2 separate regions of the Homo sapiens genome follow, and region 2 is linked to region 1. Evidence: read pairs that join two places in POLR2A ChIA-PET (ENCODE). Cell type or tissue: HepG2. All regions are shown on one strand. Each heading gives the region's core, and the rest is flanking DNA. Links, peaks and the distances in the headings are about the cores only. Region 1 overlaps FMNL1-DT (FMNL1 divergent transcript). Region 2 overlaps MAPT (microtubule associated protein tau).

Region 1 (16,311 bases), core at 6,778-11,777:
TGCTTCAGCCTCTTGAGCCTTGAGTAGCTGGGACTACAGGTGTGCATCACCATCCCTGGCTAATTTTTATATTTTTAGTACAGACGGGGTTTCACCATGTTGGCCAGGCTGGTCTCAAACTCCTGACCTCAACTGATCCACCCACCTCGGCCTCCCAAAGTGTTGGGATTACAGGCGTGAGCCACTGCGCCCAGACATGTGTGTTATTTTCAATGCAAGGCTAAGCCAGCAAGAAAACAAGACTCCACAAAGGCACAAATCCAGAAAGGAACAAGACAAAGCCTGGGGTCTCATAAAGAGGAGGAAATTAAATCAGAGATAACGTACCCTTCAAAAAAGTCAAGAGTGAACCAGGCGTGGTGGCTCAAGCCTGTAATTCCAGCACTTTGAGAGGCTGAGGCAGAAGGATCGCTTGAGTCCAAGAGTTCAAGAACAGCCTGGGCAACATGGTGAGACACCATCTCTACAAAAAAATACTTAAAATTAGCCAGGCATGGTGGTACACACCTGTAGTCCCAGCTACTCAGGAGGCTGAGGTGGGAGGATCACGTGAGCCCAGGAGACAGAGGCTGGAGTGAGCCAAGATCATGCCGCCACACTCCAGCCTGGGTGACAGAGCAAGACCCTGTCTCAAAAAAAAATTTTAAAAAGAAAGAAAGAAAAAGTCAAGGGTGCCCAAAAGGTGATATCCTTCGATAGTAATGGAAAAAACATCTACCCAGCAGAGAGAGATGCTAGGGATACTTGCTTACCTCAATCTATCAATAAGATATATCCATTCTAGGCCAGGCACAGTGGCTCACGCCTCTAATCCCAGCACTTTGGGAGGCTGAGGTGGGCAGACCACAAGGTCAGGAGATCGAGATTACAGGCGCATGCCACCATGCCCAGCTAATTTTTGTATTTTTTTAGTAGGAGAGATCGAGACCATCCTGGCTAACACGGTGAAACCCCGTCTCTACTAAAAATACAAAACAATTAGCCGGGCATAGTGGCGGGCGCCTGTAGTCCCAGCTACTCGGGAGGCCAAGGCAGGAGAAAGGCTTGAACCCGGGAGGCTGAGCTTGCAGTGAGCCGAGATCACGCCACTGCACTCCAGCCTGGGCAACGGAGCGAGACTCCATCTCAAAAAAAAAAAAAAAGATATATCCATTCTACAGTTGTATGTACCTAATAACATAGCTTCAAAAATCATAAAACAGAAATACTGGGAAAAATAGGCCGGGCTCAATGGCTCATGCCTGTAATCCCAGCACTCTGGGAGGCCCAGGGGGGCGGATCACAAGGTCAGGAGATGGAGACCATCCTGGCTAACACGGTGAAACCCCGTCTCTACTAAAAATACAAAAAATTAGCCGAGGGTGGTGGCGGGTGCCTGTAGTCCCAGCTACTCGGGAGGCTGAGGCAGGAGAATGGCGTGAACCCGGGAGGCGGAGCTTGCAGTGAGCCGAGATCGCACCACTGCACTCCAGCCTGGGCGAGAGAGCGAGACTCCGTCTCAAAAAAAAAAAAAAAGAAAGAAAAAAAAGAAAGAAATACTGGGAAAAATAGACAAATCTACCAATGGAAGATTTAAATCACCTCCCTCTGGATCTGGTACATCAAGCAGACAAAACATTCAGTAAGGATTTAAAAGGTTTGAGCGATGCAATCAGCAAGCATAATCTAATAGAATATTTTAAATACTCCAGTTCAAACAATTAGTGAACACACTTTTACTTTCAGATACACACGGACTATTTACAAAAATGACCACATATCAGATCATAAAGCAAGTAGTCTCCATCAACTCAAAATATCATATAGACCACATTTTCTAACAGCAATAGAATTAAATTAGAAATCAATAATTTTTAAAAATAAACAACCCCATGCATTTTTAAATGTCAAAATGCACTGGGCGCAGTGGCTCACGCCTGTAATGCCAGCACTTTGGGAGGCCAAAGAGGGTGGATCATGAGGTCAGTAGTTCAAGATCAGCCTGGCCAAGATAGTGAAACCTCATCTCTACTAAAAATACAAAAATTAGCCGAGCGTGATGGCAGGCGCCTGTAATCCTGCTACTCGGGAGGCTGAGGCAGGAGAATCGCTTGAACCCGAGAGACGGAGGTTGCAGAGAGCCAAGATCGTGCCACTGCACACCAACCCAGGTGACAGTGTAAGACTCCGTCTCAAAAAAAAGTCAAAATGCACTTCTAAATAATTCATGGGGCTGGACACAGTGGCTAATGCTCGTAATCCCAGCACTTTCAGAGGCTGAGGCAGGAGACTCGCTTGAGTGCAGGAGTTTGAGACCAGCCTGGGCAACATAGTGAGACCCTGTCTCTATAAAAAAAATTAAAAATAAAAATAGCCTGGCATGGTGGCGCACACCTGTAGTCCCAGCTACTCGGGAAACAGAGGTGGGAAGATTGCTTGAGCCCAGGAGTTAAAGGCTGCAGTGATTCATGATCAAACCACTGCACTCCAGCCTGGACCACAGAGACCCTGTCTCAAAATAAATAAATTAATGAATGAATTAATTAAAAATTTGTGGCTTGAAGAACTCCTAACAGAAATTAGAAAATATCTACAACAGAACATCAAAAATACCTTGTATAGCCCGAGCGCTATGGCTCACTCCTGTAATCCCAGCACTTTGGGAGCCTGAGACGGGCGGATCACCGGAGGTCAGGAGTTTGAGACCAGCCTGGCCAACATGGTGAAACCCTGTCTCTACTAAAAATACAAAAATTAGCCAGGCATGTTGGCGGGCACCTATGGTCCCAGCTACTCAGGAGACTGAGGCAGGAGAATCGCTTGAACCTGGGAGGTGGAGGTTGCAGTGAGCTGAGATCATGCCACTGCACTCCAGTCTGGGCGACAGAACAAGACTCCATCTCAAAAACAAACAAAAAAAGCCATGTATAAAGTTCTGAGCACACAGTGCCCTAAAAATGGAAGTGAAGGTGAGGATGATGAATATGCAGCAATTGCTTGGAGGGAAGGTATCTGCAGGACAAACTTGGCAATAGTCAGTTCTGAGGTCAAAGGAGGAGGGGTAAAGACTAAAGGACTGGCCAGTTGTGGTGGCTCACATCTGTAATCCCAGCACTTTGGGAGTCTGAGGTGGGAGGACGGCTTGAGTCCAGGAGTTAGAGACCAGCCTGAGCAACATAGCAAGACCTTGTCTCTACTAAAAATTAAAAAAAAAATTAGCTAGGCATGGTAGCACAAACCCAAAGTCTCAGCTACTCAGGAGGCCAAGGCAGGAGGATTACTTGAGCCTAGGAGTACGAGGACAGCCTGAGCAACACAGTGGAACCCCGTCTCTACAAAGTGTTTAAAAAGGCCTGGCGCGGTGGCTCATGCCCATAATCCCAACACTTTGGGAAGCCGAGGCAGGCAGATCATGAGGTCAGGAGTTCAAGACCAGACTAACCAATATGGTGAAACCCCATCGCTACTAAAAATACAAAAATTAGCCAGCTGTGGTGCTGTGCACCTGTAGTCACAGCTACTCGGGAGGCTGAGGCAGGAGAATCAGCCGAGAGGCGGAGGTTGCAGTGAGCCAAGATCGCGCCACTGCACTCCAGCCTGGGTGACAGAGTGACACTCCATCTCAAAAAAAAAAAAAAAAAAGTTTAAAAATTAGCCAGGTGTAGTGGTGCACACCTGTAGTCCCAGCTACTGAGGAGGCTAAGGCAGGAGGATTGCTTGAGCCAGGCAAGTAGAGGGTGAAGTGAGCCATGATTGTGCCACTGCACTGCCTGGCCAACAGAGCCAGACCCTGTCTCAAAAAAAACAAAAATTCAAGGGCTGAGTTTGAGAGTGATCACTGAGTCTGGGAAGAGAGAATCCAAAGGATGAGATACAAACAGAAACCCTGTGAACTGGAGATTATTCTAGTTTCATTTTACATTAGTGGCCACTGAGGCTGCTAATGATGAAGTAACTCAAGTCACCCACTTATAAAGTGGCAGAGCCAGGATTCAAACCCACGTTAGCCCTCTTGCTTTTCATGGTGCCTCTGAGGGGACAGCTGAGGGAGGCCAGGAGGAGTTTCTTGGTTAACAACAAATGTTTATATTTTTACTTATTTTATTTATTTATTTATTTGAGATGGAGTGTCTCAAAAAATTTTTTTTGTATTTTTTTTTTTTGTATTTTTAGTAGAGACGGGATTTCACCGTGTTAGCCAGGATGGTCTCAATCTCCTGACCTCGTGATCCACCCGCCTCGGCCTCCCAAAGTGCTGGGATTACAGGTGTGAGCCACTGCACCTGGCCTATTTATTTATTTATTTTGAGGCAAAGTCTTGCTCCATTGCCCAGGCTGGAGTGCAGTGACAAAATCATGGCTCACTACAGACTCCACCTCCTGGGTTTAGGCAATCCTCCTACCACAGCCTCCTGAGTTGCTGGGACTACAGGCGTGCACCACCATGCGCAGCTAATTTTTTTTTTTTTTAATTATTTGTAGAAACAGATTCTCCCTGTGCTGCCTAGGCTGGTCTCCAACTCCTGGGCCTCAAGTGATCCTCCCACCTCAGCCTCCAAAGTGCTAGGATTACAGACATGAGCCACCACACTTAGCCTCCAAATCTTAATCTTAGATTAAGTGTCTTAATCTTCGAAACGGTCTGCCAAGGAGACATTTGGTCACTTCTCTCACTCTGGCTGTGTCTGACTGACCTGAGAGGCTACAAACCACAGCTGTCACCTTTACTGGTCTGTCAGTCTGTCTGAAACAGCTCTGACAACCCAGCCAGAAGAGGAAAATGTAGTCATTTCTTTCAAGGCCCTAAGTCTTACAAAAAGTAGGGCAGATGGGGACCGGCTGCAGTGGCTCCTGCCTGTAATCCTACTGCTTTGGGAGCCCAAGGCGGAGAATCACTTGAGACCAGGAGTTCAAGATGAGCCTGGGCAACATAGTGAGACCCTGTCTCTATAGAAACTAAAAAATTAGCAAGGCATGGTGGTGTGTGCCTGTTGTCCCAGCTACTCAAGAGGCTGAGGTGGGAATATCGCTTGAGCCTAGGAGCTCAAGGCTGCAGTCAGCCGTGATCAAACCACTGCACTCCAGCCTGGGTGACAGAGTGAGAAATTGTCTCAAAAAATAAACAGGCTAGGTGTGGTGACTCATGCCTGTAATCCCAGCATTTTGGGAGGCTGAGGCAGGTGGATCATTTGAGGTCAGTAGTTCAAGACCAGCCTGGCCAAAATAGTGAAACCCCACCTCTACTAAAAATAAAAAATTAGCCAGAAGTGGTGGCAGGTGCCTATAATCCCAGCTACTCGGGAGGTTGAGGCAGGTGAATCACTGGAACCAGGGAGGTGGAGGTTGCAGTGAGCCAAGATCATGCCACTGTGCTCCAGCCTGGGCGACAGAGCGAGACTCCATCTTAAAAAAGCAAACAAACAAACTAGGGCAGGTGAGGTCCCATCCAATCTGCAGCCAAATAGACTGGGACTCACAGCTGCCCAGAGCTGCTGAGCTAAGAGGAGAGAGTGGACTAAGGGGGCCACCTAGAAAACCTAGGTCCATTCTTGGGGCTAGGGGAGCACAACCTGGCATCTGGTACACAGTAGGTGTTTAATGAATGCTAACAGAAGGAACAATTATCGAAGACCCGCTGAACACCAGGCACTGGGCCTGTGAAAGGGTCTTGTTAGTTTCATCCTTGTGGCAATACATTTAGGTTGGTGTTACTAGTCCCATTATTTCATTAAGATGCGGAGACTGGGGCGCTGAGAGGCTTAGTGACATATCCAAGGTCAAGAAAATGGCAGAGTCCTACCTAGAGCAATCAGACAAGAGAAAGAAATAAAGGACATCCAGGCCAGGCGCAGTGGCTCACACCTGTAATCCCAGCATTTTGGGAGGCCGAGGCGGGCGGATCACAAGGTCAGAAGATCAAGACCATCCTGGTGAACACGGTGAAACCCCATCTCTACTAAAAATACTATATATATATATATATATATATATATATATATATATATAAGCCGGGCGTGGTGGCAGGCGCCTGTAGTCCCAGCTACTCGGGAGGCTGAAGCAGGAGAATGGCATGAACCCAGCCGGGGGGTAGCTTGCAGTGAGCCGAGATTGCGCCACTGCACTCCAGCCTGGGAGACAGCAAGACCCCATCTCAAAAAAAAAAAAAAAGAAATAAAAGGCATCCATATTGGTAAAGAGGAAGTCAAACCGTCGCTGTTCACCAATCATATGGTCATATACCTAGAAAAACTCTAAAGATTCATCCATAAAGCTCCCAGATTTTATAAACAAATTTAGTAAAGTTTCAGGATACAAAATCAATCTGCACAAATCAGTAGCACTGCTGTATATCAACAATGACCAAACTGAGAATCAAGAATCTAACCTTTTTTACAATAGCTGCAAAAAATAATAATAAAATACTTAGGAGTATACCTAACCAAGGAGGTGAAAGACCTCCATAAGGAAAACTACAAAACACTGCTGAAATAAATCATAGACACAAACAAATGGAAACATATCCCATGCTCATGGATGGTTAGAATCAATATTGTGAAAATGACCATACTGCCAAAAGAAATTCAAAACTCTAAGGCAATTCCCATCAAAATACCATCATCATTCTTCACAGAACTAGAAAAGACAATCCTAAAATTCATGTGGGGCTGGCTATGGTAGCTAACACCTGTAATCCCAGCACTTTGGGAGGCAGAGGTGGGCAGATCACAAGGTCAAGAGATTGAGACCATCCTGGCCAACACAGTGAAACCCTGTCTCTACTAAAAATGCAAAAATTAGCCAGGCATGGTGGCGCGTGCCTGTAGTCCCAGCTACTCAGGAGTCTGAGGTAGGAGAATCACTTGAACCTGGGAGGCGGAGGTTGCAGTGAGCCGAGATTGTGCCACTGCACACCAGCCTGGCGACAGAAAAAAAAAAATCCATCTGAAAAAAAAAATGCACATGGAACCAAAAAAGAGCCTGCATAGCCAAAGCAATGCTAATCAAAAAGAACCAATCTGGAGGCATCACATTACCTAACTTCAGACTATATTATAAGGCCATAGTCACCAAAACAGCATGGTACTTGTATAAAAACAGGCACATAGACCAATGGAACAGAATAGAAAACCAAGAAATAAATCCAAATACTTACAGCCAACTGATCTTTAACAACTCAAACAAAAACATAAAGTGGGGAAAAGACACCTTATTCAACAAATGGTGGCTGGGATAATTGGCAAGCCACATGTAGAAGAATGAAACTGGATTCTTATCTCTCACCTTACATAAAAATCAGCTCAAGATGGATCAAACACTTAAATCTAAGACTTGAAACCATAAAAATTCTAGAAGATAACATTTGAAAAACCCTTCTAAACACTGGCTTCAGCAAAGACATCATGACCAAGAGCCCAAAGGCAAATGCAACAAAAACAAAGATAAATAGACGGGACTTAATTAAACTAAAAAGCTTCTGCACAGCAAAAGAAATAATCAGCAGAGTAAATAGACAACCCACAGAGTGGCAGAAAATCTTCACAAACTATGCATCTGACAAAGGACTAATATCCCAAATCTGCAAGGAACTCAAACAAATCAGCAAGAAAAAAAACAAACAAACAATCCCATCAAAAAGTGGGCTAAGGACATGAATAGATAGACAATTCTCAAAAGAGTATATACAAATGGCCGACAAACATATGAAAAAATGTTCAGCATCACTAGTTATCAGGGAAATGCAAATCAAAACCACAGTGCGATACCACCTTACTCCTGCAAGAATGGCCATAATTTAAAAATCAAAAAATAATAGATGTAGGCATGGATGTAGTAAAAAGAGAACACTTTTATGATGCTGGTGGGAATGTAAACTAGTATAACCACTATGGAAAGCAGTATGGAGATTCCTTTTTTTTTTTTTTTTTTTTGAGATGGAGTCTTGAACTGTCACCCAGGCTGGAGTGCAGTGGCGCAATCTCAGCTCACTGCAAGCTCCGCCTCCCAGGTTCATGCCATTCTCCTGCCTCAGCCTCCCAAGTAACTGGGACTACAGGCGCCTGCCACCATGCCTGGCTAATTTTTTGTATTTTTAGTAGAGATGGGGTTTCACCGTGTTAGCCAGGATGGTCTCGATCTCCTGAGCTCGTGATCTGCCCACCTGGGCCTCCCAAAGTGCTGGGATTATAGGCATGAGCCACCGCACCGGGCCAGGAGATTCCTTAAAGAACTAAAAGTAGATCTACCATTTGATCCAGCAATCCCACTACTGGGTATCTACCCAGAGGGAAAGAAGTCATTATATGAAAAAGAGACTTGCACACTCATGTTTATAGCAGCACAATTCACAATTGCACAATTGCAAAAATATGGAACTAGCCCAAATGCCCATCAATCAATGAGTGGGTAAAGAAAATGTCATATATACAGGCTCATGCCTGTAATCCCAGCACTTTCGGAGGCCAAGGCGGGCGGATCACCTGAGGTCAGGAGTTCGAGGTCAGCCTGACCAACATGGAGAAACCCCATCTCTACTAAAAATACAAAATTAGCTGGGCGTGGTGGCACATGCCTGTAATCCCAGCTACTCGGGAGGTTGAGGCAGGAGAATCACTTGAACCCGGGAGGCAGAGGTTGCTGTGAACTGAGATTGTATCATTGCACTCTAGCCTGGGCAACAAGAGCGAAACTCTGTCTCAAAAAAAAAAAAAAAAAGAGAAACAAAATCATGGCCTTTGCAGCAACCTGGATAGAATTGGAGACCATTATTCTAAGTGAAGTAACTCAGGAATGGAAAATCAAACATATGTTCTCACGTATAAGAGAACACAAAGGCATAAGAATGAACAATGGACTTTGGGGACTCTAGGGGAAGATTGGGAGCGGGGGCGAGGGATAAAAGACTACACACTGGGTACAGTGTACAAGCTTGGGTGGTGGATGCACCAAAATCTCAGAAATCACCACTGAAGAACTTATCCATGTAACCAAACACCACCTGCTCCCCAAAAGCCTACTGAAATAATTTATAAAAGGAACGGGCTGGGCGCAGTGGCTCACGCCTGTAATCCCAGCACTTTGGGAGGCCGAGGTGGGTGGATCAACTGAGGTCAGGAGTTTGAGATGAGCCTGGCCAACATGGTGAAACCTCGTCTCTACTAAAAATACAAAAATTAGCTGGGCGTGGTGGCAGGTGCCTGTAATCCCAGCTACTTGGGAGGCTGAGGCAGGGGAATCACTTGAACCCAGGAGGCAGAGGTTGCAGTGAGCCGAGATTGTGCCACTGCACTCCAGCCTGGGTGACACAGTGAGACTCCATCTAAAAAAACAAAAACAAAAACAAAACAAAACAGGCCAGGCACCGTGGCTCACACCTGTAATCCCAGCACTTTGGGAGGCCAAGGCGGGAGGATCACGAGGTCAGGAGATCGAGACCATTCTGGCTAACATGGTGAAACCCTGTCTATACTAAAAATACAAAAACAAAATTAGCCGGGCGTGGTGGCGGGTACCTGTAGTCCCAGCTACTCGGGAGGCTGAGGCGGGAGAATGGCGTGAACCCAGGAGGCGGAGCTTGCAGTGAGCCGAGATTGTGCCACTGCACTCCAGCCTGGGTGACAGAGCGAGAGTCCGTCTCAAAAAATAAAAAAAAAAGAAAAAGAAAAAACAGGAAACAATAACTGGGGGGAAAAAAGAAAAAGAAAATGGCAGAGCCGAGACAATAACCCAGAAATTGGGACCCAGCTTTCTTCACTGTTTCCCCTGTACCAGGGACAGCCAGTTTCCAAAGCTCTCCCTCCCAACAGCCAGCCAACATGTAGGTCCCTGTGATGAAAGCCAAGAGCAAGGCCAAGCCTTAGGCAAGCCCTGAACCTCTTTGCTCATTATTGCATAACTTTTTTTTTTTTTTCGAGACAGAGTCTCATTGTGTCACCCAGGCTGGAATGCAATGACCCAATCTCGGCTCACTGCAACCTCCGCCTCCCAGGTTCAAATGATTCTCCTACCTCAGTCTCCCAAGTAGCTGGAATTACAGGCATGCGCCACCACACCGAGCTAATTTTTGTATTTTTAGTAGAGACTGGGTTTTGCCATGTTGACCAGGCTGGTCTTGAACTCCTGACCTCAAGTAATCCTCCCGCCTCAGCCTCCCAAAGTGCTGGGATTATAGGCATGAGCCACTGCGCCTGGCCATTATTCCATAAATATTGATGGAGGGCCAACTGCATGCCCAGTGCCGAGGGATAGAGAAGAATTAGACCCCAACCTGCCTAAAAAGAGCTCACGGCCTGGGAAAGGAGTATGAGGGGAGGTCTGTTTGCCCTAGGGGCTGCTGAGGAAGAAACACTAAGCCCAGATCCATTCCTGACATAATTCTGCCTGGACATCCACTGAGTCAGGGTCAGAGACTCAGGGCTGCCCTCCTGGGTTGTTGAAGGAGAGGCAAAGTTGAAACCACTAGAAGGTGGGGCTCCTCCAGGGGAAAGACCAATTCCAGGCACCCCATCTGAGGACAAAAGCTGAGAGAACATCTTCACTGGGGTGTGGGGAGTATACAAGAAATACCAGGACCAGGCCGGGTGTGGTGGCTCATGCCTGTAATCCCAGCACTTTGGGAGGCCAAGGCGGCTAGATCAGCTGAGGTCAGGAGTTCTGGAGACCAGCCTGGCCAACATGGTGAAACTCTGTCTCTACTAAAAATACAATAATAAGCTGGGCGTGGTGGTGGGCGCCTGTAATCCCAGCTACCTGGGAGGCTCAGGCAAGAGGATCACTTGAATCCGGGAGGCGGAGGTCACGGTGAGCCGAGATCATGCCACTGCACTCCAGCCTGGGCAATAGAGTGAGACTCAGTCTCAAAAAAAAAAAAAAAAAAGAAAGAAAAGAAAAGAAAAAAAGACCAGGACCTGCAGAATTTTCCTGACAAGCCACCACCTGCAAAGCTGGCTCCACAGTGGATCCACCTCTGTACCTCCCAGAGCAGCCGGCATTCTGTCATTTTTGTTGAAGGAAATGGGCAGAGACTGGGACAGCCAAGCGCGGCCTTCTGTGGTTTTAGGGAGAAGGGCGGGTGAGCCAGTCCGTTGCCCTGAGAAGAGGTCAAGAGGATGAAGACTATGAAAGCGACTGAGTTGGGCAATTAGGGGTCCCTAGTGGCCTTCAAAAAGAATGCTTTCAACAGCAGCTGCTGAAATTTCAAGGGCAAGTTCGGTAGCGGGAGGGGAAGAGGGAGAGAGAGAATGCAGAGCCTAAGCCAGCCATCAGCAGAGTGAAGACACACGCATAATTCATGATGTCCTTCTTAACTTGTTTTGAAAATCTGATTTTTTTGACAGACAACTCAGGGGTTAATCAACCTCAGAGGTTCAGAAGTTCCATGAATCCCTTAAAGTGGAGAGAACTCCACCCAAACAATATAATATTGCTTATATTTGCACCAGGGAGACATAGCCTGAATCTATCCATAAGGAAATACCAGACAAACCTCAAATAAGGTGCATTCGATTAAAAGGAAAAATGTGTGGGGGAGTCCTACTCTGAAAAAATGTCATGAAAGATGAAAAAGATGAGGAATTGCCCCAGATTAAAGAAGCCTAGGCCAGCATGGTGGCTCACACCTGTAATCCCAACACTTTGGGAGGCTGAGATGGGCAGATGGCCTGAAGCCAGAAATTCGAGACCAGCCTGGCCAATATGCCAAAACCCCATCTCTACTAAAAGTACAAAAATTAGCTGGGTGTGGTGGCGTGCACCTGTAATCCCAGCTACTCAGGTGGCTGAGGCAGGAGAATCACTTGAACCCAGTTGAGCCGATATCGCACCACTGCACTCCAGCCTGGGCAATAAGAGCAAAACTCAGTCTCAAAAAATAAAAATAAATAAAAAATAAAGAAGCCTAAATATCTGGGTGTGGTGGCTCATGCCTGAAATCCCAGCAAGCACTTTGGGGGCTGAGGCAGGAGGATTGCTTGAGCCCAGGAGTTCAAGACCAGCCTGAGCAACATAGGGAGACCCCTGTCTCTACAAAAAATAGAAAAATGGCTGGGCGTGGTGGCTCATGCCTGTAATCTCAGTATTTTGGGAGGCCGAGGTGGGCAGATCACGAGGTCAGGAGATCGAGACCATCATGGCCAACACGATGAAACCCCATCTCTACTAAAAATACAAAAATTAGCTGGGCATGGTGGCAAGTGCCTGTAATCCCAGCTACTCCAGAGGTTGAGGCAGGAGAATTGCTTGAACCCAAGAGGCGGAGGTTGCAGTGAGCCAAGATCGCGCCACTGCACTCCAGCCTGGCGACAGAGCAAGAGTCCGTCTCAAAAAAAAAAAAAAGAAGAAGAAGAAGAAAAATGGCCGGACACAGTGGTTCACGCCTGTAATCCCAGCACTTTGGGAGGCCGAGGTGGGTAGATCAGCCTGGGCAACATAGTGAGACCTCATTTCTTTTTTTTCTTTTTCTTTTTTTTTTTTTTTGAGACGGAATCACGCTCTGTCACCCAGGCTGGAGTTCAGTTGCGTGATCTCAGCTCACTGCAAGCTCCACCTCCCGGGTTCATGCTATTCTCCTGCCTCAGCCTTCCGAGTAGCTAGGACTACAGGCGCCTGCCTAATTTTTTGTATTTTTAGTGGAGACGGGGTTTCACTGTGTTAGCCAGGATGGTCTCGATCTTCTGACCTCGTGATCTGCCTGCCTCGGCCTCCCACAGTGCTGGGATTACAGGCGTGAGCCACCGCACCTGGCCGAGACCTCATTTCTAAAAGAAGAAAAGAAATATTAGTCAGGTGTGCTGGCACGCTGTAGTCCCAGCTACTCAGGAGGCTGAGGTGAGAGGATCTGTTGAGCCCAGGAAGTAGAGGCTGCAGTGAGCCAATATCACGCCACTGCACTCCAGGCTGGGTGACACAGTGAGACATTGTCTCAAAAAAAAAGGAGAAGAGGAAGCCAATTAAATGCAATGTGTGATCCTGATCTGGATCTTATACTACAGGGAAAAAATATTCTAAAGGATCCTTATTGATAAAAATTGGAATATAGACAGTAAATTATTGTATTGATGTTAAATTTCACTGAACTGTGGTGATGCGAGAAAATATCCTTGTTCTTAGGTAATACCCACTGAAGTATTTGGGGGCAAAGGGGCATGATGGCTGCCACTTTCAGTTCAGTTAATATACCAAAAAAAAACTATGCTTTTATTGTTTTTTTGTTTTTTGTTTTTTGAGACAAGGCCACGCTCTGTCGCCCAGGCTGGAGTGCAGTGGCGCAATCATGGCTCACTGCAGCCTCAATCTCGCTGGCTCAAGCGACCCTCCCACCTCAGCCTCTTGAGTAGCTGGGACTACAGTTACACATCACCACAGCTGGCTAATTTTGTTTATTTTTTTGCAGAGACGAGGTCTCACTATGTTGCCCAGGCTGGTCTCAAACTTCTGGGCTTAAGTGATTATCCTGCCTTGGCTTCCCAAAGTACCGGGATTACAGGCATGGGCCACTGCTGCTGGCCTAAAACTATGTTGTTTTGTTAATTTTTTATTTTTCATTTTCTTGTCCCCCACGTTCAACCAACTAAAACTACGTTTTTATCTACTGTATATACAAAGAGAGAAAGAAAGCAAATGGGGCAAAATGTTATCAACTGATAAATCTAGGTAAGGGAGGAAGAATCTTTGTATCATTCTTGAAGCTCTTCTGTAAGCTTTAAAGTATTTCCAAATTAAAAAATAATAATAATAATAACTACCCAAACCAGGAACCTCCCTAAAGTGAGTGGCCTTCATCCTACTCTTTTTCCCCCAGCCCTGGCCCTCGGTTAGTGTCCTGGGTGAACAGGGTAGTGTTAGGGGCACAGGTGGAGGCCAGAAGGGCAGAGGCCCTCCGCTTCAGAACATTCCTCGGCTCGCAACATTTCCTGATCTGACCTCTGGGGAGGCCACAGAGCCAGGCCAGGAGCGACTCACCCGCGGGGCTCCCAGGGCGGTGGAGGAGCCCTTCCCCGCAGAGAGGGCCCCAGCCGGCAGGTGCCGCTGTTGAGCCAGCTCTGGCAGAACCTGGCTGAGGCTCAGCCAGGCCCTGGAGCTGGTCAGCCCATGGTTTTCTTCCAGAACCCAGCCCACCAGGGTCTGTGAGCAGCCTCACTCCTCTTTGCCTCCATCTGGCCTCGGGCTCCCAGGCCCTCAACTTCCCCGCATTCCCGTCGCCATCACGGAAGCCCCAAGGCAACTCCTTGGGATAATGCCAAGTGGAGGAGGGGAGGAGTGCAGGAAGAGGCTTCAATCCTTGGCCCTAAAATCTAAGCTGCAAATTAATCCTACCCCTCTCCTCCACCCCATCTCCCTCTCCTCCTCCTCCTCCTCCTCTCCTCCACCTCCTACTCTCCTCCACCCCATCTCCCTCTCCTCCCCCTCCTCCTCCTCCTCTACAGGCTTTCAAAACAAACACACACCTCCCCAGCCCATCCCCCTGCCTGGGCCTTTTTCTGGGGGTTGTGGGTCCTAGACTTCAGTTCCTTCTGCTGGATCCAGAGCTCAGGGTAGAGCTGGAGAAGGGGTAACAGGGTGCTGGGGAGCAGCGCAGACAATGCCCTGTGACATTATTTCTTCCTTGTCTAGAAAGGAGTTGCTCTCACAGCCCCTTAGTCATAGGGGCTGGGCAGGGGGAGTCATTCCCTGCCTGGGCTAGTGGAGCTGGCCCTTTACCCTAGGCTTTCCCCTGACCTACTCAAACTCAGGACGAAAGAGGCCTAGAGAGGTCATTTTGTCCATCCCCTGGCTCCAGGAAAGACCATAACTGTGCATAGGTCTCCCGATCCTACATGCGTTCACTAATTCCTTCAACAGCCCTTCACTGAGCACCCGCTATGTGCGAGTACCAGGAGCTTTACCTAATGCTTAAAGCACCTTAAATCCTCACTAGGACCATCAGAGATGGGTACTATCACTCTAAATTTGTCCAAAGATTCAGTTCAATCCAGGCCTTCTCTGTGACTCCTTCCAGCCCGTGCAGTGGAATTCATCTCATTCGGCTTTGGGGCCCCCAGTGCACCTCGAATAATATCCCAGTTACTGTATTTGTGTCATCGGCTTCCAGTAATTTGTCTTCGTGGGACCCCCTCCACCACTACCAGATGGCACAGACCACAGCAATAGGGACAGTAAAGCCTGGAGGTTCTGCACTAGCCCTCACTATGTGGCCTTGAAGTTCCCTAACTTTAAGTTCAGTTTCCCATCTGTAAAACAGGGTTAACAGCAATACCTTCCTCATGGAGTTGATATGTAGGTAAAAAAAGAAGATGATATAAAGGCCTGACTTGGTGGCTCATGCCTGTAATCCCAGCCATTTGGGAGGTCAAGGCTGGCAGATTGCTTGAGGTCAGGAGTTCGAGACCAGCCTGGTCAACATCGTGAAACCCAATCTACTAGAAACACAAAAATTAGCCAGGCATGGTGGCATGCACCTGTAATCCCAGCTCTTGGGAGGCTGAGGCATGACAAACACTTGAACCCAGGAGGCGGAGGTTGCAGTGAGCCGAGATCATACCACTGCACTCCAGCTTGGGCAACAGAGCAAGACTCTGTCTCCAAAAAAAAAAAAAAAATGCATGTAAAATGCTTAGCACAATAAATTTAACTTAAAACAGGGAAGTTGGGCTGGGAGAGGTGGCTCACCCCTGTAATCCCAGCACTTTGGGAGGCTGAGGAGGGCAGATCACCTGAGGTCAGGAGTTCCAGACCAGCCTGACCAACATGGAGAAACCCCGTCTCTACAAAAAATACAAAATTAGCCAGGCGTGGTGGCGCATGCCTGTAATCCCAGCTACTGGGGAGGCTGAGGCAAGAGAATCCCTTGAACCTGGAAGGCAGAGGTTGTGGTGAGCCAAGATCATGCCATTGCGCTCCAGCCTGGGCAACAAGAGCGAAATTCCATCTCAAAACAAAACAAAACAAAACAAAACAAGGAAGTCCATCTCCACTAGAATGGCTAAAATGAAAAAAGCAGTCAACACCAAGTGTGGGCCAAGTACGTGGAGCAAAGGAATTCTCATACTGAACTGGTGAGGGTGGAAAACCATTTAACATTTTCTGTTAAAATTGAATATATTTATATAGTATGACCCAGCAACTCCAATCCTAGATATAAACTCAAGAGGAATGCATGCACATGTGTACCAAAAGACATGTAAAATAATTTTCATAGAAACACTAATCATACATAATAACCCCAAACTGGAAGCAACCCAAATGTCCAGCAGCAGCAGAATGAATGAAGGCACTTTAGTTTATTAATTCAATGGAATATTATACAGCAATGAAAAAGAATGAACAGCTACTACTCAT
Region 2 (16,311 bases), core at 7,199-12,198, 720 kb before region 1:
CTTAGCCTGGTGTGGTGCCCTGTAATCCCAGCTACTCGGGAGGCTGAGGCACGAGAATCACTTGAACTGAGGAGGCAGAGGATGTAGTGAGCTGAGACTGCAGTCACTGCATTCCAGCCTGGGTGACAGAGAGAGAGACTCTGTCTCAAAAAAAAAAAAAAGGGAGAGAGAGAGTTCAAAAACAGTAATAAAACCAACTAATAGTTAGTCTGCTTTTCATTAGCATCATGTGCCTGCAATCCTAAACAATGCCAGTGATAAAATACTCCTCCCTTAAAAAATATTTTCCTGGTCCAAGAGGTTTTTTTTTTTGTTTGTTTGTTTGAAACAGAGTTTCACTCTTGTTGCTGGGGCTAGAGTGCAATGGTGCGATCTTGGCCCACTGCAATCTCCGCCTCCTGGGTTCAAGAGATTCTCCTGCCTCACCCTCCCCAGTAGCTGGGATTACAGGCGTGTACCACCGTGCCTGGCTAATTTTTGTATTTTTAGTAGAGATGGGGTTTCATCATGTTGGTTAGGCTGGTCTCGAACTCCTGACATCAAGTGATCCACCTGCCTCGGCCTCCCAAAGTGTTGGGATTATAGGCATGAGCCACTGCACCCGGCCCTGTCTAAGTTATAAACAATTGGTGCGATCTCAGTGTTAGTAAGGTTCTAGTTAGCACTTTAAAAAAGTTAACCTTTAATAAACTTTTTTTTCTCCACAGAAGTTATTTGGAGAACTTCTAGTTATACAGTTGGCCCTACCATATGTGGAGTCAGCCACACGTATTTATTTTGAGAGTAAGTTCTTTTTTTTTTTTTTTTTTTTTGAGATGGAGTCTTACTCTGTCTCCCAGGCTGAAGTGCAATGGTGCAGATAGATCTCGGCTCACTGCAACCTCCACCTCTCAGGTGCAAGCGATTCTCCTGCCTCAGCCTCCCGAGTAGCTGGGATTACAGGCACCCACCATCATGCCTGGCTAATTTTTGTATTTTTGTAGAGATGAAGTTTCACCATGTTGGCCAGGCTGGTCTTGAACTCCTGACCTCAGATGATCTGCCTGCCTCAGCCTCCCAAAGTCCTGGGATTACAGGCGTGAGCCACCGTGCCTGGCAGAGAGTAAATTCTTAATGGTTCAGAATTTCCAGCTTGCTTCTGGCGCCATTTGCATTTTCCATCTCTGTGAGAACACATGTTCCTGCATTAAGCAAGTAGATTCTAAGCACAGACAATGGTAGGACAGTGATTATGAAGACAGAAATTGGAGCTAAGTTACTTCAGTCCTGTCATTCTGTGCGACCACCTGGAGTTTTTGTGTTTCTTTTTTTTTTTTCTTTTTTTGAGACAGGGTCTCAATCTGTCACCCAGGCTGGAGTGCAGTGGTGCAATCTTGCCTCACTGCAACCTCTGTCCCCCAGGGTTCAAGTGATCCTCCTATCTCAGCCTCCTGAGTAGCTGGGACCGCAGGCATGTGCCACCACACCCAGCTAATTGTTTTCAGTAGAGACAGGATCTCACTATGTTGCCCAGGCAAATCTTGAACTCCTGAACTCAAGCGATATGCCTGCCTCAGCCTCCCAAAGTACTGGGATTACAGGTGTGAGCCACCACACCCAGCCTACTTGGAGTTTTTGTATTTAAAATTTAAAACAGTGAGACAGCATGTGAACCACAAACTGTAATATTTTTGCTTGGTAAATACAAATTTTACTCATAGATGATATATTTTGCTGAGTTTAAATACCATTTTAAGTGGAAATTTATTATTTTAAAATTGTGAATTATATTGTTTAAATAATTAATCAAGAAAATAAAGCCGTACATCAATGGTACAATACAGTAGCTGCTAAATTATGGGCAACTTCTGCAGACGTCTCACTTTTCTTAAAGTTCACTTAGTAACCAAGCAATGATTTACATAAAATATTACATCAGTCTGCAATCAAAGGATCAAAACTCAGAAAGATATAGAAAGCTATTTAATAAATGCTTGTGCTTTTTCCCTTTTTTGTAGTATAATATTTACTTTTTATTTGAAAAAAATCCTGGTGCAATTATATGTACAGAGTTCAACAAGAGAAACATTTTACTATCTGCGTTTCTTTTCTGGCCATTATTACAGTCATTTCATTACACGATTATTTCTGACAATCATTTTGTCATATATAGGTGAGGTTGTTAAACAAAGGTCAGCGCTGGGTGTCAAATGGCTGGCTACACCACTGTTCCATAACATGGCACACGATGGCTGAGAAACCCCTTCAACATCAGCCAGTCTCAATCACCCATAGATCTGCAAGAGAATGAGGATGACTTTTCCCCCAGACCATCAATTTCCCTGTTAATGACAATGCCCGTTTCTCTCAGGACAACTTCATGCAGCAGCCACAGTGACAGCAAATTCTAGGATGTGAAGCTCAATAATACGAAGGTTTGCAGTGACTTCTTGGGGCCGGGATGTGACATCCAGGCAGGACCCACAGAAGATGGTGCTCCTGGCAGGTCTGGCCCCCACTCAGCCCCGGAAACAGAGGCCGGCCCTTGCAGCAGCGACAGCGTGTAGTCCCCGCAGCCATGACCTATTCCTGGTCTACAAGTGGGGACTGGGCAGCCATGACAAAGCAAAAATAAGTGAACTGGGAGTGAGCTCAGGCTAGAAAAATTTCTGAACGGCGTTCACCTTTTTTCAGGGGATGACAGGCAGGTGTCATGGATAGATGAAGGGTCTAATCTTAGAAATTAAAAAATTAAGCAGGAGGTAGTGAAAAGAACACAAGCTTTGGAGCTGGAAGATTTGGGTTCAAATTCTGTTTCTGTAATTTACTGGCTGTGTGGCCTGGGACAAGTGACTTAACCATTCTGAGTCTCAGTTTTCTTATTTGTAATGTGAGGATATAATCCCACTTCTTCCGGCTGTCCTGCCATGAAGCAAAATCATGTCTGTTTGTTCTCCAGGAACCTGATATCATTTTAGTCTCTCTCCTTTAGCTTTCCTTTTCTTTTTTTTTTTTTTTTTGGAGACAGAATCTTGCTCTGTCACCCAGGCTGGAATGCAGTAGTGCGATCTCGGCTCACTGCAACCTCTACCTCCCAGGTTCAAGAGATTCTTGTGCCTCAGCCTCTTGAGTAGCTGGTACCACAGGTGCATGCCACCATACCCGGCTAATTTTTGTTTTGTTTTGTTTTTGTAGAGACAAGGTTTCACCATGTTGGCCAGGCTGGTCTTGAACTCCTGGCATCGAGTGATCAATCTGTCTTGGCCTCCCAAAGTGCTGGGATTACAGGCATGAGCCACCGCACCCATCTTCCTTTAGTTTTCAGTAACAACATAAAATATTCTATAGGGACAGAGCCAAAGCATGGTGGGGCTTATGCACCCCTTCTCAGAGCTGGCTTGGTGGTCAGGCCCAGAAACTTCCCTAGGAATGCAGGTAGGCAAAACCTTACCCAGGAAGGAACTTGGCTTGCCAGAGGGTGGATATTGCAGGAACTGGATACCCATTATCTGCTCCCCTGGGAGCCTGAACTTCAGGGATCCACTAACAGCAAACAAAGGTTAACAGCACACAACGGCCAGGCAATCCTGGCATTTTTAAATAAACATGTGCAAGTTGTGGGTAATGAAGAATAAATCATCAGAACATTCTATACTTCAGAAGTAGAAAACTGGATTACAGATGAAAGAGAATAACAAGGAAAGAAGAAAGGTCTAAGCTGTTATTTAAAACAACAATAACAACAACAAAAGTTTTGTTTTTGCTTAGTGGTGGGGCCAGCATTTACTGAGCTCTTCTTGTATATTCCTACTAAACAGGACACAAGCCTGGCGATGATGACCATTTTTATCATCACCTGGGGAAAGACTACTCAGAGCAAAGTAGAGTCAACACAGGATACATTCCTGTCAAAGGGTTCTTTGTGACATTGTTTGAGTGACTGGATCCAGCTGTACCTAAGCTGGGTCTATTCCTGAATTTTTCAAATTTGGGAACCAATCAATTATATTATATAAATAACCAATTTCTTTGGGCTTCTATTACTTGCAATTGAAAGACAAACATATCCTAACTAGCCCTGAAACCATTAACTGCCTATTTGTGCTCCATCACCTAATGTGACTTTTCCTTGCCTGTGTAATGAGTATAATTACACCCTGCCCAGGCACTGGGCTTGCCCCATGTAAGGTGTATGACAGAGCTTGATTGAAATGAAACATGAAATTTCATGAAATATGAAATTAACATATTTTTACCTAGGAAAATATCCTTACCATCCTATCTTCTAGGGAGGCTTAGGGAGATTAATTTTTTGGGGTTTATTTATTCATTAAAAAAAAGTTTTAAATGTGAAGCACAAGGCAGATCAGTGGTTCTCAAGCTGATGCAACAGAATTCTCTGCAGTGCTTTAAAAATATATCCACTGATGGCCGGGTGCAGTGGCTCATGCCTGTAATCCCAGCACTCTGGGAGGCTGATGAGGCAGGCAGATCATGAGGTCAGGAGATCGAGACCATCCTGGCTAACACGGTGAAACCCCATCTCTACTAAAAACACAAAAAAATTAGCTGGGCGTGGTGGCGAGCACTTGTAGTTCCAGCCACTCAGGAGGCTGAGGCAGGAGAATGGTGTGAACCCGAGAGGCGGAGCTTGCAGTGAGCCAAGATCGCGCCACTGCACTCCAGCCTGGGTGACAGAGCAAAACTCTGTCTCAAAAAACAAACAAACAAACAAACAAAATATATATATGTATATATAACTCCACTGATGTCTGGCCCTACCCCAGGGATTTGGATCCAATTGGCCTAGGGTGGAGTCTTGCATTGTGGCTTTAAAAGCTCCTCAGGTGATTCTAATGTGTAGTTAAGGTAGGCAGCCAGAGTGCAGGTGACCACAGCAATGAGTGACATAGGTACAGTGGTACGGTCCTTGCCCTTGTGCAGGTGCCTTGTGGGGAAGGCAGTGGAAAATGAAGTGAGACAAGTACCACAAAGTCATAGGAGTGTAGATGGGACACCTGTGTAGTGTGGGTGTTGGAGAAAACTTCCCCAAGGAAGTGATGTTTCTGCTGAGACCTGAAGGATGGGCACAAGTTAGCAAGGTGAAAGGGAGGGGATAGGAAAGAACATTCCAGGGGAATAGTATATGACAAGGCCCCAACAGAAAACTGTAAAGAGTTTTCAAGGAACTAAAAGATGACTCCTAAGGCTGGAAGATGAGGTGGTGCCAGATGTGTGAAGCCACAAGAATTTGGGATCTTGTTTGTCACTGCAGCATAAACCTGTCCTTGTTAACTGAGACAACTGGTTAGAGTAGAAAGATCGGGGCTGAGTCCTGGCTGGATTCCAGTAACAGGGACATGTTGGGAGGAGATGGAGTTGCCAAAGTGCTGAGGATGCTTTTTTTTTTTTTTTTTTTTTTTTTCCTGAGACGGAGTCTCACTCTGTCACCCAGGCTGGAGTGCAGTGGCGCCATCTCGGCTCACTGCAACCTCCGCCTACCAGGTTCACGCCATTCTCCTGCCTCAGCCTCCCGAGTAGCTGGGACTACAGGCACCTGCCACCACTCCCGGCTACTTTTTTGTATTTTTAGTAGAGATGGGGTTTCACCATGTTAGCCAGGATGGTCTCGATCTCCTGACCTTGTGATCCACCCACCTTGGCCTCCCAAAGTGCTGGAATTACAGGCGTGAGTCACCGCGCCTGGCCTAGGATGCTTTTAAAAAAATCTGGCTGGGAAAAGGAGAAGAGAGCTAGGGTGGTTGACTGAAGGGGGTATGTTTTGTTTTGTTGTAAAGAGGGGAATTATTTAAACTTTCTACATGCTGGCAAAGAAGACAGGAGAGGGAAAAGAAAAAGCTAAGCACCGTTCCTGAGACAGTGGGAGAGGTGGAGATATGGGATCCAGACATAGGGTCATGGAGGCCTGGCCTTAGTAGAGTCACCCAAGATTGCTGCCAGAGAGGTGCCCAGGGTGGACTTTGGCCGTGAATAGAACCATGCTGAATTAGCACACCTGAAACGCTGACTCTGGGCCTCCCACACTTGGGTCAGCAGAGCAAACCACTTTGACCCTGGGAGTCTTGACTTCTGCTTCTTCCATCCTAAGTCAACCACACCTCAGCGACTACCCCCTTCCCCAACATCTAAGGACTACTGGCCCACAACAGAAAAGAAATGAAATTGCCAAATCACATTGTTTAGATTTTCAGCATTCCAATGGAGGGCTTGGGGTAGACTGGCATGCCTTCTTCCTCCAATTTTTTGTTTTGAAAATTTTCAAACTTAAGAAAAGTTGCACAAATAATACAATAAATACCATATTCCCTTCACCTAGACTCACCAATCTTTAACTTGGCAACATTTGCACTCTCTGCATATATAATTATATAAAAATACATGTATGTATGTGTGTGTGTATATATATGTGTATGTGTGTGTATATATATACACATATATGTATATATATACACATATATGTATATATATGTGTATATATGTGTATATATATACACACATACATACACACACTCATACCACACACGTACTTTTTTCCTGAGCTATTTGAGAATTTGCTGCAGACATCATGATACTGCACCCTTAAGAAATTTCCTGGGGGAAGTAATGTTTCTGCTGGAACCTGGATGATGATAAGTTAGCAAGATAAAAGGGTGGGCATAGAAAAGCCTGTCTCCAAAGAAAAAGTCCATTCCCTCCAGAACCATCACACCACACACTCTGATACTATTATAAGTCCATATGTGAATTTCTCTAATTGTCCAATAATGTCTCTTATAGATTTTTAAAAATTTGAGGGCTGGGTACAGTGGCTCATGCTGGTAACCCCAGCACTTCGGGAGGCCGAGGTGGGAGGATAGCTTGAGCCCAGGAGTTTGAGACTAGCCTGGGCAACATAGTAAACACCATCTCTAAAAATAAAAAATAAAAAAAATTAGCCAGGTGTGGTGGTATGCACCTGTGGTCCCATCTACTTGGGAGGCTAAGATGGGAGGATCACTTGAGCCCGGGAGGTCAAGTTTGAAGAGAGCCATGATCACGCCACTGTACTCCAGCCTGGGCAACAGAGTGAGACCCTGTCTAAAAATAATAAATGAATAAAATAAATATATAAATAAAAATTTGACCGACAGCTTAGTAAGGATTATATAGTTATGTCTGCTACTGTTTAAAAAGGCTTTTCTTTTTTTTTTTTCTTTGACATAGAGTCTTACTCTGTTGCCCAGACTAGAGTGCAGTGGCACGATCTTGGCTCACTGCAACCTCCACCTCCTGGGTTCAAGCAATTCTCATGCCTCAGCCTCCCAAGTAGCTGGGATTACAGATGTGTGCCACCACACATGGCTAATTTTTTTATTTTTAGTAGAGATGGGGTTTCACCATGTTGGCCAGGCTGGTCTCGAACTCCTGGGCTCAAGTGATCTGACTGCCTCAGCCTCCCAAAGTGGTGCTATTACAGGTGTGAGCCACCTCGCCTGACCTAAAAACACTTTTCAGCTCCAATTTTAAACTTAAAATTTTTCTTATTTTAAAAACAACATATGCATGTATTATCAAATACAGGAAAATATGAAGAGACAGAAGTACTTACTGATCATAATCCTACCACCAGAGACATCACTATGAATATGTTTGTACATTTTTTTCCTGTGCATTCTAAAACATAGTTAAGATTATGCTAAATATACAGTTCTCATGCTCTTTTATGTCAGAAGTGTTTTCCCATGACATTTTAAACCCCATAGACATAATTTTCTAATGGCTACATACTATTCTATCTAACCATTTCCAGAGGTTGGATATTTATCCAGCTTCTGAGACTTCCTGTTATAAAACAACACTTTGATGAACATCTTGGTACATAAATCTTTTGCATGTGACTACTTCCTTAGGACAGATTCCTAGAAGTGAAATTCTGGGTCAAAGAGTAGTAATATTTTAAAGGCTGTTTATGCATACTGACAAGCTGCTTCCTGGCAATTTGTCCAAACTTTTACTCTGACTAGCATTGTATGGGAGCTTCCCTGAGTGAATGCTGCCTTTGAAGTGGGGTCAGAGACTGAGGACCAAGGGGCACAGAGAAAGAAGAGTGTGGTCCTCGATGGGAGGACCCATCACAAACCGTCTTGCACAGTGTAAACCCTGGAGAGGGGCTGAAGAAACCACTGCAGCCCGGGGCCGCCCATTCTACCTGGCCCATGGTAGGCACTCAAGAAATGGTTTGCTACGTGAATAAACAAATCCACAAACATATATTTCTGAATTCCTATCATGCGTCAAACACAAGAGATAGGGAGAGAGGAGGAAAAGAAAAGCAAGGGATCATGGGATAAAAGGGGACAGTGGCAGTGGGGTGGACAGAAGTCAGAACTAAATTTACCTCATGCTTTAATTCGGCGAGTTTTCTTAGAATAGTCTGACCATTGCTTACGTTGAGGGTCTATAGTCCTCCCTTCCCCACAAGACAAAGTCCAACCTAATTCAGCACCAAGATCCAAGCAGCTTGGAAGATACAGGAGGGAAAATTCTGGTGTAGATTAAGTGCCACCCCCCAGCAATGGCCAGGACACAGCAGCAATGTTACCTAAGAAAGCAACTGCGCCTCTTGCTGATCAGCTAGACATGAGGGCAGTGTCCTACCTCAGCGGTTTGCAGCGGACATGCTGTCAGGCCATTGGGATAGTTCCCATAAGCCACTCCTGGTTGTCACCACTATTCCAAGTGGGCAGGAGCAGCCTTATTGACTGAGATGGGCGGCTATGGACACACATGGGTGTACGCATGTGATGGAAATGGGGGCTTGGGGCCCTGAGGGTCCACAGGGGCTGCGTGGTCAGGGAGGGTGGGCATGGCATCACAGGCACCCCAGGGGAGAAGCTGGCTTTCTTCCCATACTTTTGGCACTGTTTTCTGTTTTGTTTGCCTTCAAAGAGCAAGTGATGGCTGGACAGCAAAGAGGAGTGGAGGCCGGGAGAATGGGCAGCTAGCCCAGCGCTCTCCAATATCTGGGAGTCGACCGCACTCCTGCACTCCCTGTCATCCCTGCTAATGGTGAGGAACTGAGCAAAAGAGCCTCCAGAGTGACAGGTGACTTAAAGCGCACGTGGCTCTACATTTACAATTGAAGTGGGCTTTGGAGATTGCAGATTCTGAATACCTGCTGGGGTGGTACAGAGGCTGTGTTCTGGTTTTGCCATCTTGGACAGGGGGTTGGGAGTCTGGGGGGCTGCCTTCTCTCCTCTTCGTGCAGCTCTGCTGGGGCCTGTCTCACACTTGTGAGCAGAGTTATGGCTGGATTCCAGGGGAGACAGAGCTTGGTTGTGAAATGTAAGGTTGTGAAATGAAGGGCTTGTGAAATGAACAAAGAATGTATTTAAGGGTCTTTCATTTTAAATCGAACACTTACATAGCACTTACTACTTGCAAAGCTCCACTCTAAGCACTTTACCCATCTTAATTCATTTAATTCTCTTCTCAACCCTAAAAAGCAGGTATTACCATTGCTCCAATCTTACAGATGAGGAAACTCAGGCATGGAGAGGTTGAGCGACTTGCCCAAATTCATGCAGTTAGGACCTGGCAGAGCTGCGCTTTGAACCCAGGCTGCCTGGCTCTAGAGTGTGTGCACGAAACTTCACTGCCATATGAACAAAACTGCAGGACATATGTTCTCAAAGCAAATAAGCCTCCCAGAGGTAAGAGTTAGGTTCTGTTTCCCCACTGGTTGTATTATTCAAGAAGGGAGCTATTACTAAAAGCTAAAGTGGGTAGGCCAAGGTCGCATGCAAAGCTGATACTTGCTGAGTCAATGAATAGCTGCATGATGTGCAATGAGGTGGAGAAAGACATTAACGTGAAAGAATCTGATTATCTTTTATGGGAGGAACCCAGAATCACACAGAGCCCTGAGGGCTGGATGGCTCCGGGCATTCCCCCAGTGCCCACAAGTAAATCAGGGACAGCCGGACCCCTTCCAGGGTGCCCTTCCTGGGGGTTGTCTCATGCCCTTGAGTTAGGAGTCAACCCTATGGGATCCTCTGGGAGCCCTCTGCTCTATTGATCCCCAAAACTTTATCCAGACCCTGCATCCCCTTGTTCTGGAAATGGGTCTAGTTCTCTGATTCTCAAAGGCTCCTGGAAGGCAGGGGTTTTGTCTCATTCACATCGAAATCCTTAGTATCTACAGCATCCAGCAGGTGGAGAGAAGGAGAGACTTAGCATTTATTATGTGCCTGTTTCTGGCCAGGAGTCCTACCCCTGCCACCTTACCGAATCTTCACAACACCCCTTAGAGGGCATTCCTCAAAGGGGAAGATATTACCAGCCCCTACTTAGAGATAAGAACATAGGGTCCAAGAGGTTAAGGGGCTTGGCTCAAGGTCACCCAGCTAACGAGTGGCAGAAGAAGACACAAGATGAGTTCTACTCCAGAGTCCAGGCTCTGTCACTCGCCACAGGGCTCCCGGAAGACATTGGTGTTGCTCGGTCTCTCTGACTTGCCCTTTGCTAACTCCTTTAATTATTTTGCTTGACTTGAGTCCTATTCAGGATTTGAGACTGAGTTTAGTTAACACCATTTTTTTTTTGTTTTGTTTCTGGCTCCAGAGGCTTTTCCTGATGGCTTCAAGGACCTGCCCTAGCCTGGTCTGACTTCCCAGAGGGGATCCAGTCCCAACATTGGCCCTATCTTTAGACCACATTTCCATCCCATTCTCAGTGAAAACCCTGAGTCATGACAGAAGACAACCAATGCTGGAGAGAGGAGGTTTCAGGTAATGCCTGTTTTAGGCATCCTCTCCTTTAAGAAAAATTTTTATATCAAGGCACCTCAACATAATAATACCTTTATTGCATATAGGTAGAATATAAAACTGACTTGTAAGACCACTCTGTGTGTGTGTGTGTGTGTGTGTGTGTGTGTGTTCTCTAGCTAGCCTGCAGGGACGGGACTCAGTTCCTCAGCAGCCCAGTGCCTGGCACAACAGGCATTGAATTAGAAGTGCCAGACATTTTCAAACTTTAAGGTATAATTTGTTTGGACACTTTGGCTGGGCATTTTGATAAAACATCCCTAGTTAAAAGATGGCAACCAACAGGCATCAAACCAAAACCACCCTCAAAGAGCAAAATATAAGGCCTTTGTAACAAGAGTCACAGAGTTATGGCTGGCCGCGGTGGCTCATGCCTGTAATCCTAGCACTTCGGGCCGTCTCTATTAAAAACACAAAAATTAGCCAGGTGTGGTGCTGCATGCTTGTAATCCCAGCTACTTGGGAGGCTGAGGAAGGAGAATTGCTTGAACCTGGGAGACAGAGGTTGCAGTGATCGCTCCACGGCACTCCAGCTTCACTGCACTCCAGCCTGGGTGATGGAGGAAAAAAAAAAAGCAAACTCACCGAGTTACAGAATCAGCCATTCTATGGAGCCAGAAAGAGGCGCCTCAGGGAGAATCTGTGACTCAAGAACACTTGCTGAGGGTCCCGGGCTTAGGTGCTTTGAACTTCGCTAAGGGCAGTCTTCTAGTTCTCTGTTCTTCCCTTCCAGGAGGACAACAGTCAGAATACCCCCAAGACGTCCTTCTTTCCCTAAGGTCTCAAAATCCTTGCCTCAAGAAGTTATTCCTGAAGTCTAGCTTGAATTCCTCCAGATAGAGTTTAAACCAGACAAACAGCCTACGAACATGTTACAATATTCAAAAACTTCTAATTTAGTCACCATCACTTGCAAATAGGGATATCTCATGGAAATACGATTTCTGATTTATCTTGAAAAGTCAAGATGATCTGGCCACAATGGGCCTGCACTCCTGTGAGGTGGTATCATTGGCTTGGGGGTCTCACCAGTGCCACCCTGCATGGGGGCACCGGGTGACATGATGCTCGATTGAGCTTTCCCTCCAGGCTGGGTAATCAGAGGCCAGGCCCTGTGTGTCTTCCAGGGGATGCTGTCCTGATCCAGGCTGGTGAGGCAAGGAGGGGCTGCGGCTTCCTGAGCTCTCCGAGCTGCTAATGTGCGTGGGGAATGCTAAGCAGCCTCCAGGCTCTGACCAGGTTTGTCTTCTAGGACCCACTTGCCCAATGGGTGCCAGGACACCAGGTCTGGGTCTGGAGAAGAGAATTCTTCTCCAAGGGATGTTGATGGTCCATTCCGGAAATGAAAGCTTCCCACGGTCTGCCCTGCACCAGGCTTTCATCAGTGAGAAATACCCCGAATTTACACCCAAACCTAAAAGGAGAAGCGTAGAAGTGTTCTTGGCCCAATTCTTTTAATTGCAAGTCCTACTAGCAGGACAACTAAGGGATTATCCCTAAACTTTCATTTAAAAGTCTGGGGAGGGAAGGAAGGAGTAAAAACTTTGGCAGTCAGATTTTTCTCACTTTCACATTTATTCTTTACTATTAATGACTTGTTCATCATGCTGTACAACAATTGTGCAAAGATGCATACGTTTGCCACTATAATTTGCCATTAAAATGTAATAATCAGTAAGTATACACGGCGTGCCAGGTGCTAAACAGCAGATGAGGGGCGAGGTGGGTGAAGGTTCCATGCCGTGAGTTTGTGGCTAATGGAACCCCTCATGCTGCTGCTATCCTTCCTGGGCCCAGCAGTTGGATCCTGCAGGGGTGCCCCACTCTCTCGGGGACCTCAGAAATGTCCTCTATGGTTAGGGACGGCTAAGGAGGGTGTATCTGCAGGATTCCCAGGCACTGGGAGGTGTATAGAGGTCACAGGACCCATACAACCACCCCAGACCTTGTCAGAGTGCTCCAGTCTGGCATCCGCAGAAGGCCAGGGAGGGTCAAGGGGCAGTGCTGAGCCACTGAACACAGCCACAGAGTTGGAGCTGCCAGGCAGAAGGTGCACGGCTCAGCAGAGGAGACCCCTTGAGGCAGCAATGCTGGGGCCGGAGGGTCAAGGCTGAGGAGAAGGCCACCGCAATGCCCTGTGTGGCCCTCATGAGCTGAGGGACCATGGGAAGGTGGCCTAGCCACTCTGAGCCTCAGTTTCCCCGGGAGATAAAAACAGAGACAGTATCTGCAAACTCAACAGGGCATTATGGTGAAGAAATGAGAGGACTCAGGAACATGTTAGCTGTCACAGCCTTAGCCACTGCCAACTCCAGCCAGGCAGCTGGTCAACATTGCCGAGCACCAGCCAGGTGACAGGAGGACAGAGGGCTCGGGGGAAACCAAATCCATCCCCCCAAACAAAAGAAAAACACAAACAAAAATAGGCACCAGAGCCGCCGGACGTGTACAAAGACTGTGTACGTTCTGCCTGTGGACAGAGCCCAGGAAGAGCACCCTGGCTCCTGTGCTCCACGCCTGCAGCTCATCTGGAAGGTTCCCTGTCTATGGCAGCCAGGTACCCAGGCCAGCCTGCAAAGGCCCAGTAACAGAACTTGTGTCTAAGATAGAACTTCATAGCTTTGTGCTGCCAAGCCCACCTGGAGCCCCCTTTAAGCCTTCTTTTGTTTGTTTGTTTGTTTGTTTTGAGACAGGATCTCATTCTGTTACTCAGGCTGGAGTGCTGTGGTGCCAGCATAGCTCACTGCAGCCTCAAACTCCTGGGCACAAGCGATCCTCCCACCTCAGCCTTCTGAGTAGCAGGGACTGCAGGTGCATGCCACCCTGCAAAGCTAATTTTATTTATTTTATTTTTTGTAGAGACGCGGTCTCACTATGTTGCTCAGGTTGGTCTCGAACTCCTGGGCTCAAGTGATCCTCTGCCTTGGCCTCCCAAAGTGCCGGGATTACAGGCATGAGCCACTGCGCCCCAACCCGTTTAAGCCCTTCTGAGCTTTAAACCTCATCTGCCTCCACTCTGCGCCCAGCAGTGGGGGAAGGTAGGGAGGGGAAGGTAGAAACATGTAAAGGAGACAGGGTCATCGGAGCCAGCTCTGGGTGTGAGCTCACCATCTTCCACAAGGCCGTTCGTGGATCCGGCCTGGCGAACTGACCACGGTTCTCCACAGAGTAGGGGCAGGTAAGGGGCTGGGATGAGGCTCTGACCTCTGCAGCGTGAGGATGCCAGGGAGGAGGGCAGGCGGGGGGGGCGCCCCTTCCTCTGGTTATCTGTAGTCCTGGATGCCTCGTGTAAGTGAGAACACAATCGGTCCCAGGAGGACTGTCTCTAGAGGAGGCACCAGGGGCCCGGTGGAGGCAGGAGAGGCCGAGGGGAGGCAGGTAGGGAGCAGGCAGGGCTGAGCGGTGCTGCAGCAACAGGCAGGGTCAGGGAGACGCCAAGACTCCCAGTCCCACAACAAGGTACCACAGACCATATAGCTCATAAACAATAATTTATTTCTTGCAATTCTTTTTCTTTTCTTTTTTTTTTTTTTTATTGAGACAGAGTCTCAGTCTGCTGCCCAGGCTAGAGTGCAGTGGGGCGATCTTGGCTCACTGCAACCTCCACCTCCCGGGCTCAAGCAATTCTTCCACCTCAGCCTCCTGAGTAGCTGGGATTCCAGGCGCACACCACCATGGCCAGCTAATTTTTGTATTTTATTTTAGAAGAGACAGGGTTTCACCATGTTGGCCAGGCTGGTCTCAAATTCCTGACCTCAAGTGATCCGCCGGCCTTGGCCTCCCAAAATGCTGGGATTACAGGCGTGAGCCACCGCACCCAGCCAATGTGAGCCAATTAAACCTCTTTTCTTTATAAATGATCCAGTCTCAGGTAGGTCTTTATAGTAATGTGAGAACAGACTAATACACTAAGAGTCCCTTTGTAACCTTGGAACCCACCTCTGGTTCTACAACCTGCCCTACAGGAAGCTCACTACAGCAGGCATGTTTCCCCTTTGCTTCACACACCACAATGGCAGCTTATCACAGTAGGTGCTCAGCAGTGTGGCTAGGGGCCAGTTGCTGGCTGTGCGCTCTGCTTTATACACACCACTGCTATTCCTTACAGCAGCCCTGAAAGAGAGGTGCTATGATTCCGAACCAGGCTCAGAGAGGTCCAGCTACTTACCCAAGGTCACACAGCTAGTAGGGGGCAGCCAAGATCCAACCCCAGCCAGCCCTCCTCCAAAGCCTGGGCCCTTTCCACCACATCTTACTGGCTCTGCAGAGTGGCAGGAAGAGACAGGTAAATGCATCTCATATCCATTTCTTAAGTAAGGCATAATAACAATAAAATGATTAAAGCAACAGCTGGGGGAAACGCTTCAGTGGCCAAGAACAGACCAGCCAGGTGCAGGGAGAGATGACCAATGACAAGCGCTCTAGCAGTTTTTGTGCTAATAGTGAGATGGACTGACTTTGGAAATGGAAAAGGAAGACAGTGAGAGAGGAAAGGGCCAAAGCAGACAGAAAAATGAAAGATGCTGGCTGGGCATGGTGGCTCATGCCTGTAATCCCAGCACTTTGGGAGGCTGAGGCGGGTGGATCACCTGAGGTCAGGAGTTTGAGACCAGCCTGGCCAACAGAGTGAAACCCCCGTCTCTACTAATAATACAAAAATTAGTCGGGCATGGTGGTGCGCACCTGTAGTCTTGCTGCTCGGGAGGCCGAGACATGAGAATCGCTTGAACCCGGGAGGCGGAGGTTGCAGTGAACTGAGATCGTGCCACTGCACTCCAGCCTGGGTGACAGCAAGGCTCTGTCTTAAAAAAAAAGAAAAAAAAAAAAAGACGCTGGAATCCTCCAGGATCCACAGAGTTCACTTTACGGATGGACCAAAGGGGCTGGCAGTTCTACAGCCCCTTCCCATACAGCATTTGTCATTGGGAACTGTTCCCTCACCCTGGGCAAGAAAAACCTTATTAACTTCACTGATACTTTCCAGCAACAAATGTCGCTTCTGTTATTTAGCATACTGAGGGAAGAGCAAATGGTCCTCTCATGGGCATCAGGAATGCCCATGCCCCCTCCAGGAATTAGTGGATATTCTCTAGGAAAATTTGCATTAGTTTTTAAGCAGGGGCAAAGATAATTCGAATTCAGCCTGGCTGCTTCAGTGGAAGGAAATTTACCTGGACTCAGAGCCTTCTTTAAGAGATGCATGTTTGCTGTTTTTGCTTTTGTTTTGATTTATTTTTCTCCTTGAGGGCAAGTCCTAGTCATCAGCATGAGACAACCCTAGCTCTTATGAGAGGTGACCGACCACTCGACCTTAGCGTTGGTTACTCAGCACAGGCAGATGCGAACCCTGCAAGGCAGAGCTCGCACTCTGCAAAGCAGAATGGTTTATCAAAGACACTGAAGCAAAGACACTGAAGGAGGAGTTGGGCAGGAGGCTGCAGGGAAAGAGTTCTTCTCACTACAGAAGAAAGTGGGAATGTTCTGGAAAGCTGCTGCTGAGGGG

The links. Peaks named below come from ENCODE experiments on the same cell type or tissue, not always from the same donor. Only the 100,000 strongest peaks of a DNase experiment are listed, where the experiment ranks them.
Region 2: POLR2A ChIA-PET joins it to region 1 with 5 read pairs; 2 of 35 experiments call an interaction of 5 or more read pairs at or near these places.

The regions. Positions count from the first base shown.
Region 1 is chr17:45,195,658-45,211,968 of GRCh38, reverse strand. All of the region lies in intron 2 of FMNL1-DT (FMNL1 divergent transcript), which reads left to right. Among named protein-coding and RNA genes, the nearest start is that of FMNL1-DT, 18 kb to the left of the region's middle. RefSeq lists silencers at 8,073-8,334, 9,222-9,406. In HepG2, for the core only: a CTCF peak has its summit at 11,127; DNase peaks (open chromatin) are centred at 9,838 and 11,118; H3K4me3 peaks cover 297 bases.
Region 2 is chr17:45,917,096-45,933,406 of GRCh38, reverse strand. The region is part of intron 1 of MAPT (microtubule associated protein tau); the gene reads right to left. LOC105371800 (a long non-coding RNA gene) reads left to right here. Exons shown (of 4, transcript XR_007065822.1): 2 at 8,929-9,048; 3 at 9,486-9,692; 4 at 10,603-12,489. Among named protein-coding and RNA genes, the nearest start is that of MAPT-IT1, 29 kb to the right of the region's middle. In HepG2, for the core only: no CTCF peak of the experiment used is centred there; DNase peaks (open chromatin) are centred at 9,326 and 9,676; H3K4me3 peaks cover 815 bases.